Linked DNA regions of Homo sapiens: region 1 is linked to region 2. The links are chromatin loops, found by intact Hi-C in ENCODE. Cell type or tissue: Calu3. All regions are shown on one strand. Each heading gives the region's core, and the rest is flanking DNA. Links, peaks and the distances in the headings are about the cores only. Region 1 overlaps LRBA (LPS responsive beige-like anchor protein). Region 2 overlaps LRBA (LPS responsive beige-like anchor protein).

Region 1 (2,828 bases), core at 92-2,591, 50 kb after region 2:
TTGTTACCTTTTATTGCTGAATAATATTCCATTCTAGAAGCATAGCACCATTAAAAATTTACTATATCTGCATAAAGGACATTTGGGCTATTTCCAGTTTTTGACTATTATAAATAAAGCCTGTATGACCATTACTGTATACATGTTTTGTGGACATAAGCTTTCTTGAGGAAATTCCTAGAAGTGGAATTGTTGAGTCATAGCATAGATGGGTATATATCTTACATTTTGATTATAGAAAAAGCAATTGCACTTTTCTAAGTATTCTTTTCTATTGCTCAATTCAGTCCCTACTTACAGTATGAGTAAACTAGATCTTGCTGGTTCTTTCTTTTGTGAACAAATGTGAAAGTAAATTCTTCATATTTCTCCTCCCTCCCCTGCAAAAACATTGGTAGAAGACAGTGATTTTCTTAAGCAATGGGTTTTAAATTTCTCCCTCCAGTAGGAAATACAAAAATTACATTTTGCGTTGTTTTTGAAGGTACCACTAATACATACGTACACACACACATTCGTGCACGCACACACACACACACACACACACACACACACAGACATTCGTCATATCTACTCCCCCTTAAGTCAATAATCTTCATCTGATATAAGCTGCTGTGATTTAAGCACACCATTTTGGATTGGGGGCTCAGGTGGCTGTTGCTTCTATTTTTTAGTGTATAGTTAACATTGGCAGTCACCCTTATAATGATGTGACACCAGCTACCCTGAAGTACATTGAATAAGCCATGCCTAGCACAAGAGACCTTGATTTAATTGGCAACAGTGTTTGCCCTCACATGATAGGCACTGAGGTAAAACGAAACCTATTTTGCTTTGTGTGTGTGTTTTTAAAAATAACTACAAAAATGTATTATTAAAATATTGGAATTACATAATTTTCACTTTTGAATGCATGTATAGGGATCAAATACCTAAGTTACTTTGTTTAGAAGCTGAATACTTTAAAGCTATTAAGGGAATACTTGAAGCTCGCAGTTATAGTACTGTCAACAAAAGATGTGATTAAATAAATTGAATGTTGAAGACTTTGGGCTTATGGTTAACACCAGGTAATTAAAAGTAAGCACTGCTGTGGGAGTGCATTATATATCAGCTGTCCTCTTTACCTCATTAACTGAGTTTTTGCATGTTTATGGAGCCAACTTCAATTAAAAATGCCTTTTAAGTTATGCCTAACAAGGTCTTTTACTTACTGTTTGGTATAAAGTATTACATTTTAATTGAAATTGGTATATCATAAATACCTGTGTTTGAATAATATACAAGATAAAGAACTTTGACTATTTGATATTTTTGCGTATGGTTTTTATTCCTATGCATTGCTTTTTTATATATTATCAAAAGATATAGTCTTTGGGGTTTAAAAATGAAAAACTGGGTTGTATACATGTTAGCAAATTGCTTATATCTGCTTTTTTTTTTTAAGCTTATAAGATTTCTAAGGTTTTATTATTTCAGATTAGCAGTGCTTTACAATTCTTGTGGAAACGTTGAATTTTCTGCTTTAATACTTTTGGTTATATTTTATTTGTTAGATAATTAAGATGATCCTAAATTTTAAAAATACTATGTGGTAAATATAAGCTTAAATGTTAAATAGATTATTATATTTTCATAGTGAAATGCAGATAAATATGGACAGTATTGAAGATATTTCATGTTGGGTGAAAAGTCTAAATTGTACATCAAATAGAAATAAGAAAGAAAATTAGAAAAATAAGTTAGCTACCTAGTTTCTGTTTTGAAATTCATGTAATTAATTCAAGAGATCAATTTGTATCTTTCAGTCTGTTTACTTTCTTTATTACAGAAGTGTCATTGTTGCAGCAAAAAAGTCAGCAGTCTCACCTTCCACCTTTAATACAAGCATACCTACCAATGCTGTCAGTGTGGTTTCCTCAGTAGATTCAGCCCAAGCCTCAGATATGGGAGGAGAATCACCAGGTGAGTTAGTTATCAGTGATTTCAACAAAAATGTTTTTAGATCTCATTTTAGCAACGCTTAAGATTTTTGATTAACTTAAAATTTGGGGGCACATTAGAAACCATTGTACTTTTATACTGTTGATTGTTTACTACTTTTCTGAATAAATTTGAGTAAAATTAAAAGAAATTAAGTCAAGGATTTCACTATTTTCTCCACTCAAACCTAGTAGTGTGTGGTAGATTAGATGCTGCTAGTTGGGTAGATGAGTGCATGGATGAATGATAGATTCATAAAAATATTTTTTTCCTTTATTTTCTTTCCCTGCACTTAAGAAGATGTATATAGATAGTGGCCTAAATAAGAAAGTCTTGTTGACATGTAATCTTTTAATGTGGTTACTGGTTGTCAAATATTTTGGACTGTACAAAAAAAAAATATTTATATAGTGTCCAATACTTTGTTTTTTTTGGCATATTTTTTTGAATTAGAGGCTTGGAAAGGAATGCTGCTCTGAAGTGTAGCATCATTCTAACAATGGTCATACTGGTTCATTTCCTCCTATAGCACTTTTATTTTTGTCCATCTCTCCTTCTACATTCTTTCCATGTTTAAAAGCATATATATGGATAAAAAATTATTTCCATGTATAAAAGCATATATATGGATGCAAGATCCTATACATTGATGGGAAGCTTAATGGTGATACTGGGTAAACTTGAATAATGTGAAGAATGTGCAGTATTAAAATGACCAAGTATAACAAAAGGGATGTTACTGTATCAGTGGTTTTCTTCTGGATATTTTGCTGTTTCTTAAAGTTAATAACAAGATATTGTACCTACCAAAACACTCATCTTATGATTCTAGGTTGAGATTGACG
Region 2 (2,828 bases), core at 12-2,511:
GAGCCACCTCGCCCGGCCTGCTTGTTTTTAAGATCAACTTTACTATTTGGTATATCTCAGAGAGAGTAAGCAGTTTCACTGACATTTAATTCATTTATAATTTAACTTGTTTTATTTTAACCTTTTAAAGTTCAGCTTTATTTTTGCACATTTGAATCATGAAAGAAATTTCCTTTCATATTTATAAATGCTTTCTAATGAATGTATTGTCATTTCTTTCCAGAGGTGATTTTTTTTAATAACAGAAGAGGATGTTTTTGGTAGACATTTGTGTTAGGGAAACTAAAGAAATTGCAATAGATGGATGACCTTCTATCATGAGTTTTTTGTTGAGTTTGGTTTTTACTTATTTATAAACTGTCTTACAGAGATACTAAAAGTAATTGCGACCCTACTTCGAAATTCTCCCCAGTGCCCAGAGAGCATGGAGGTTCGCAGAGCCTTTCTTTCTGACATGATTAAACTTTTTAATAACAGTAGAGAAAACAGGAGGTAAGCTGAATCAGAAAGCATTTATTTGCAGTATTCAAATGTACTTTTGTATAAGCCCATTTTATCTAAGAAAAATTGCTTTAAAAATACTGTGAAATGATTTTTCTATTTTTTTTATTAAGAGTATGTAAATAATGTACCACATAGTTAAGTTAGAATTTTTAGTACCACATTGTCGAATTGTTCTTAATGTATAACTAAATGTGTTTCTTTTTCGGGGGGAAAGGGAGGGGCAGGGTTATTTTGTTTTAAACCTTTAGATTTATTTTAGATAATTTTTTTTTCTTCAGTAATTTAGTACCCTCTCATAATTTTCAGGAGCTTGCTACAATGCTCTGTGTGGCAAGAATGGATGCTTTCTCTCTGCTATTTTAATCCTAAGAATTCAGATGAGCAAAAGATAACAGAAATGGTATACGCCATATTCAGAATCCTGCTTTACCATGCAGTCAAATATGAGTGGGGTGGCTGGCGTGTATGGGTAGACACTTTATCAATCACTCATTCAAAGGTAAGTTTCTTTATGAAAGCGTATTGTAGCATTTTAAATATCTATAATTTTTGAATTTTAGTCATTTAAAAAATTTCGATACTTAAAATCAAGGAAAAAAGGCAAGTTATCTTCTGAAAGTACAGCAAAATGAAAGCTCAAAAAGATTATCAATAGAAATAAAGCATTTGTAATTTCTTTAGAATCAAAATAATTTTTTCTAATGTTGTTTTTACATGTACTTATCTTTATAATGGTAAATCTATTGCCACAGCATAAAGGAATTTATACTAGGGTGCTGAAAAAGTAGTTGCGGCAAAAACTGCAATTATTTTTGCACCAACCTAATATTTTTTTTCGAGGAAGCCCTGTTTACAAACATGGGTCTCAGAATTTTATATGAGTTAAAAGCTTTTGAACACAAGGTGGCGCACTATATTCAAAGATGAACAGTTGTTTTAGCAACGTAAGGTGGATGAGTAAACAGAAAAGCTCTGGGTGATGTCTGCCCTGTGCTAATCTTACAGGTAGCTAAAAACTGGGTTTGGAAGAATGTAGTTTTTTTTTTTTTTTTTTTTTAAATTAAGCCAAAGTAAGTTTAGTTATTTATATATAGCTTAAATTCTTTTTTGAAATACTCTAAGCATACAAAAAGGATCACTGTTTATGAAATTGGGTTACTCCTCTATAATTGCTTTGTCTCCTCTTCTTCGCCTGACCCCCAACACCACTAGCTTTTATTTGGTGTTGTCTTTTGTCTTTTCTATACCTTTACTACGTGTATATAACTCTAAACAATAAAGAGTTTTATTTTTTATGTTTGCACTTAAGGTAAATGTGGCATACTGAATGCATTTTTTTGTTAATTACTGTTTGTGCTTATTACTGTTTGAGATTCATCCACATTGACCCATATAGTTTTGTTCATTTTCTCAATTGTAATGTATTGCATGACATGACTATTTATTTACCAATTAATTAGCATTTTCGTATACATTTTGTGCTTGTTCAAGAATTTTCTGCATATATTCCTAGAAGTAGAATTGCTGACTTATAAGGTGAAAATGTTGAACTTTACAAGATAATGCAAATTCTTTTCCAAAGTATCGTATTCCAATACAATACAGTATTCTAAAGTAGTGTATCAGTTTACATATCACCAGCAGTGTTTAAGTTCTCATTGCTTCACATCACCTAATCACGTGGTATGGCTGGAGTTTAAAAATTTGTCACTTTGATGAATTTAAAATGCTACATCACCATAATCTTGATCTGTGTTTTCTTGTTGTTTTGTGGGAGTTCTTTATGTAGTCTCATTCTTAATCCTTTGCTAGCTATGTTGTTTATGAACATCTTCTGCCAATATGTGGATTATCTAACTATTTTTGGAGTTTTATGTTTGTACCTTCTGAGGAAAATTTACATTTCAAGTAATTAATGCATTAAAATCTATTAGTTTCATTTACGGTGTATGTTTTTTGAATTTTAAGAACTTTTTCATTACTCAGAAGGAATACTGTATAATTATATAGCTATTTATTTAATAAAAAATTGACTAGAAGGAATAAATACCAAGAATGATAATTTCTCTATATCTTTAAGTGTTACATTTTACTGACTATCAAAGTTATTATTCTAAGATATTTTGTCATTCTGTAGAATATATTGCCATTTCTGGCCAGGTGTGGTGGCTCACGCCTGTAATCCCAGCACTTTGGGAGGCCAAGGCGGGTGGATCACCTGAGGTCAAAAGTTGGAGACTAGCCTGGCCAACATGGTGAAACGCCATCTCTACTAAAAATACAAACATTAGCCAGGCGTGGTGGCGTGCACCTGTAATCCCAGC

What was found. Hi-C counts contacts between places; a loop is a spot of excess contacts. Peaks named below come from ENCODE experiments on the same cell type or tissue, not always from the same donor. Only the 100,000 strongest peaks of a DNase experiment are listed, where the experiment ranks them.
Region 1: it touches region 2 in a loop (2.1-fold over the local background); 5 of 110 quality-filtered maps call a loop at or near these places.

What each region holds. Positions count from the first base shown.
Region 1 is chr4:150,816,261-150,819,088 of GRCh38, reverse strand. It overlaps LRBA (LPS responsive beige-like anchor protein), which reads left to right. Exons shown (of 57, transcript NM_001364905.1): 31 at 1,832-1,965. Among named protein-coding and RNA genes, the nearest start is that of LRBA, 200 kb to the left of the region's middle. In Calu3, for the core only: no CTCF peak of the experiment used is centred there; no DNase peak of the experiment used is centred there.
Region 2 is chr4:150,865,846-150,868,673 of GRCh38, reverse strand. LRBA (LPS responsive beige-like anchor protein) reads left to right here. Exons shown (of 57, transcript NM_001364905.1): 21 at 369-492; 22 at 811-1,003. Among named protein-coding and RNA genes, the nearest start is that of LRBA, 150 kb to the left of the region's middle. In Calu3, for the core only: no CTCF peak of the experiment used is centred there; a DNase peak (open chromatin) is centred at 1,433.